2 separate regions of the Mus musculus genome follow, and region 1 is linked to region 2. Evidence: chromatin loops called from intact Hi-C (ENCODE). Cell type or tissue: heart. All regions are shown on one strand.

The links. Peaks named below come from ENCODE experiments on the same cell type or tissue, not always from the same donor. Only the 100,000 strongest peaks of a DNase experiment are listed, where the experiment ranks them.
Region 1: a loop joins it to region 2, with 11 times the contacts of the local background. A loop is called at or near these places in 33 of 42 quality-filtered maps.

The regions. Positions count from the first base shown.
Region 1 is chr16:56,768,053-56,770,552 of GRCm38, forward strand. Adgrg7 (adhesion G protein-coupled receptor G7) reads right to left here. Exons shown (of 16, transcript NM_172825.3): 5 at 2,161-2,307. Among named protein-coding and RNA genes, the nearest start is that of Adgrg7, 27 kb to the right of the region's middle. In heart, no CTCF peak of the experiment used is centred here; no DNase peak of the experiment used is centred here.
Region 2 is chr16:56,918,943-56,921,442 of GRCm38, forward strand. All of the region lies in intron 1 of Lnp1 (leukemia NUP98 fusion partner 1), which reads right to left. Among named protein-coding and RNA genes, the nearest start is that of Lnp1, 7.7 kb to the right of the region's middle. In heart, a CTCF peak has its summit at 1,552; no DNase peak of the experiment used is centred here.

The DNA.
Region 1 (2,500 bases), 150 kb before region 2:
TTTCAGTTTGAGACCTGAGATAAAAGAAAGACCCATGATAAGAAGTAAAAACATAAATGAAGCTGGGGAAGGAGGAGGCTTAGGAGTTTGAATTTGACTTCATGATAAAGTCACTCACTGAGTTCTCTCTGCTCACAAAAACACTTGGCTTGGATAAAAGTAGACACAAATATTGCTGCAGTGCTGGCTATCCAAACCTCACAGCCCACAATACTTAGCACAACTTAAATACTTAGTATCAGGTGTACTTTTAGCCATCAGTAAAATTGTTCTCTAATAATTGAACACTCAGGTGTGTCAGAGATATAGTCTCTTGGCCTTTCATTCCTACATGTTTTTACCAACTAAACTTTACAGGGAGAAGTGCATATTCTTTGAATTCTGTCTTTAATTACCTTGTTACTTAAAACCTACTTTTCAAAGAACCTTTGGTAAGTAAAACAGTTTTTGAAAGAAGGTTATCTGAAAATCATGAAGGAAATGAGCTGTGTTGATGTACATCATTTTGATAGCTTACAACCCTGCTGACCAAATTAAGAACTCCATTGATGACAAATGTCAAGTATACTTTTAATGGTTGAGAATTTAGCAGGCCATGATATTAGACCTGTAAACCTCACTTAGGGCTTTTTAGAAAGCCAGAGACCAACCTGTGAGTATGCTTGACACAAATGCAGAGATTAAAAGGCATATTTCAGAGCAAGTGTGTAGGAAAACAGTTTATTTGGGATAGAACAGGGATGACCCAGTTTAATAAAATTGTTAATCTGTACCTAATAAAGAGACTGGTTTATTCTAAGACATGCTGGAATATCTAATATAATAATAATCATCACGTTAATTCCAGAGGATGTTTAGACAAGGAGTTTAACTTCTTTGAGCATCTCCCTAGGAAGTGTTCTCTGCCCAATTAACTTAAACATCACTCAAATCACTGTGTAAGGAATAGAATTCAGGATGTTCCTCCCATTTTAGGTTTTGGGAATCAAACATAAGGCCCCACATACGCTAATGAAACACTATCAATAGGCTACAATCCCAAACACCTCTTACGACTTAAAAGCTTGGATTTTTCAGTCCCAAAAGGACATGCATGGCATGTTCTCACTTATAAGTGGATATTAGCCATAAAATACAGGATACCCATGCTACACTACACAGACCCAAAGAAGCTAAACAAGAAGGAAGACACAAGTGAGGAAGCTTGACTCTCACTTAGAAGGGGGAATAAAATAGTCATAAGAGGCAGGTGTGGGGAGGGAACTGGGTGGGAGTGGGGAGGGGGATTCAGGATCAGGTGTGGGGAAGGACAGGAGACAGACAGGGGTGGAGAGGTGGAGGGCATCTCCAGGATGTGACAGAGACCTGGGATGATGGGGGTGCCCAAGAATCAATGGGGCTGTCCTTAGCTGTCACATCACCGGGGCTATGGAACCTGAAAAGGCCACCTCCTATAGCCAGGCAAGAACACCAGTGGAGTGCCCACAAAACTTTCCACCCCAAATTTATCCTGTCTATAAAAAAATTCATGAATGGGGAATAGAGGAGAGACTGAGATTCCCTCTTGAGACCCATCCCATGGGCAAGCACCAATCCCTGGCACTATTAATGGTACTATGTTGTGCTTGCAGACAGGAACCTAGCATGGCCTGTCCTCTGAGAGGCTCGGCCCAGCAGCTGGCTCAGACAAATGCACACACCCACAGCCAAGCAGTGGATACAGCTTGGGGACTCCTGTAGAAGAATAGGGGGAAGGATTGTGAGACCTCCACAGGGAAACCAACAGAGTCAACTAACCTGGACCCTTGGGACCCTCAGAATCTGAACCACCAACCAAAGAACATACACAGGCTGGACCTTTGCCTGCCTGTGCATATGTAAAAAAAATTTGCAGCTTGTTCTTCAGGTGGGTTCTAAACAACTGGAGCAGGGACTATTCCAAAAGCTGTTGCCTATCCTTGAGATATGGTCTTCTAGCTAGGCTGCCTTGCCTGGCCTCAGTGGGAAAAGATGTGCCTAGCCCCTGATGTGCCAGGGTGGGGAAATATTCAGGGATATCACCCACTCAGAGAAGGGGGATAGAGGGGGAAGATTAGTGGATGGGAGTGAACAGGAGGGAGAAGTATGTAAAGTGAATAAAAATAAAATCTTGTGTTTTACCTGGCTTTCATTGTTGGCTTTACCGAAGATCTGTCCAACCACTGTAGTAGCAGAAGTGATATTCTGAGCAGTCAGTTTACTGGCATCTGCTGTTAAAACCTGGGCTTCTCTAGAAATATTCTCAGCACTTGCTGTTTGGTTGTTTATCTGTTTAAAGGTAGTTTTGTTTATTTCAAAAAGTCTAGTTTATACACGTATTCCTAAACATTTTGCAAATGACTGCAGTTGAATGAGCTGTTTAACCGAATCTTTGTTTGCTTCTTTTTTTGTGTGTAAGCAACACAGTTCACAAACCCCGGGGAATCCCCTCATTCTCGACTATCTGCGTGCATTATATTAA
Region 2 (2,500 bases):
CAGAATGTAAGCGGGAAGGGCACAATGAAGAAGACAAGACGTGTCTCTAGCTGTCCTCTCTCAGCTCTAAGCAGTGTGAAGCCTGTAGGTAGGAGAAGGAGGAACTAAATCAAGGCCTTAGACTCAAAGCCAGGTATCAGGGCCACTACAGTGAAAGCCAGTGTCACAGATCCATAGCCTCTGTGCCCTAGACAGTGCCCACAGATTAAACCTCTGAAACCACGTTAGGCAGGCAGCCAAGACAGCACCACCACTCCCTTAACGTTGAGCAGCAGAGGAAGAAGATTGAACATTGTGGAACAGGACATAAAAGTTAACCTCAAGACTTTGTAGTTCAAGACCAGGGCTTGCCACAGTGATGCCCACACCAAACCCAACCTTATATAGTAAGCCTCTACGTATCCCACAGCATCTGATGGAGATCTGTACACACACAGAACAGATCTATGTGTCTGCACACAGACTTCAGATCTTCGTGGCCGTAGGACCCTAAGCTAACCAGCTTAGCATTTGCCTGGAAAGCCAAGGGACCCTATCAACAAAACCACCCACAACTTTAGACAGCACAACAGGGAACAAGAGTGTATTTGCCAGGAGCATGAGTGCCACGAAGACAGGACGGCCCTAGAACTCAGTGTCAGACTAGTGACCTAAACAATTTGAGACTCTGCAACAGTCCCAGTGCCGGAGAAAGACATGTCACCCAGCCATTACTATCTGTAGCTAGTTACAACAGTCTGGATCCATGTGCCTAGCTCAGCACCTGGCAATATATAGAAGTGTGGCCCTTTATCTTGCATGGGTGCTACTCGGTCTCAATAGGCTTTGAGCTCGTGCTGAGGGTGTTAGCCAACATATTACTTTCGGTCATCACACAACTGCTTGTCCCAGTTCTTCCCAAAATCCAAACAGCATAACACAGAGAGAAGACTTTCCACTAAAGGAATATAAAGGGACGCATGTGCCAAACTGTAGAATGAGAGCCTGAAGTTGGTTCTTCCACAGTCAGGAACTGGGCAGATTCCCACAAGGATTATGGACAAACTCTCTGGATCTACCTAAGGCGAGGGTGCGGTCGTGGGAACAGAGCACCCTTTTCCCCATCAAATTATTTGATTATTCACTTTATATCCAAATTGCAGCACCCCACCTTCCTAGTCCCTGCCCCACCATCACGCACAGCTTCTTCCCCTATGCCCACTCCCCTTCTCTCCTGAGAAAAGGTAAGTCTGCTCTGAGTACCAACCCACTCTGGTACCTCAAGCCACTGTAGGCTCAAGTCACTGGAGGACTAGGTACATTCTTTCCCACTGAGGCCAGACAAGACAGCCCAGTTAGGGGAATAGGACCGACCCACAGGCAAGCAACGGAGTCAAGGTAAGATTCTGCTCGAGACCAAGCTGTACATCTGCTACATACGCGCATAGCACCTTTTTAAAGTCCTGCTTCATTCCAGTTAAGCAGCATTCCAATTTAGGGTTTGGAACAAACTGAGCCTGGATCTCCCTCTAGTGTTGAAATATAATAAAACACCAACTGAGGGGTTTTAAACAATTCACCAGTGCCATCTAATGATAAAATTGCAGAAGGCACTCTAGGTAGGAAAATTAAGCAAGCACAAATACTTAACCCTTCAATGTGCAGACAGCATTGAGCATCAACAGGCACTGCCAGAGATCCATGGTCTTACCTAACGTTCAAAATATGGCGCCAGAAATCGATGACATTAGACTACATCGTAACTCTTAGTGGAAACCTCAGAGCAGCTGTTTCAGGAAACCCTTGGAACAACTTTGAGGAAACACAGAGAAATGAATAATCTAACAAAGAAATTTCACAGAAACATGAGGGCAATATTTAAAAATCAAGCTAAAGGGCTGGAGAGATGGCTCCGTGGTTAAGAGCACTGACTGCTCTTCCAGAGATCCTGAGTTCAATTCCCAGCAACCACATGGTGGCTCACAACCATCTGTAATGGGGTCTAATGCCCTCTTCTGGTGTGTCCGAAGACAGCTACAGTGTACTCATATAAAATAAATAAATAAATATTTTTTTTAAAATCAAACTAAAATCTTTGAGGTGGCTGATACACTAAGCAAAACTTAAAATTTGATGACAGGAGCCAAGAGCAGAATAGAGCCAAGGAAAGAAAGGATAAATGAAAACAGGCAACTTGAAAATGCAGAGAAGTTAAGAAGAAGTAACAAGGAGAGTGTGGGATCTGCTGGGTACCATGAAAAAAGAAGATATTCAGCTTGCTGGGGCTTGGTGCTGGAACCTGTGAGTATCAGAGGGAAAGCTTATCAGGGTTATAAAAGAAAACTCCTCAAACATATCCCCCAAATCAGATAACTAGATCAGAAGTCACAGTCAGACTCAACTCAAACACGTGGGCTGTAACTTATAGTCAGTTCCCCCAAGCACACTACAGGAGTTAAAAGTGAATTTTCTCAAAGGTTGAGGATAAAACAGAAGACTACAAAGTCAGAACAAGTAAAGA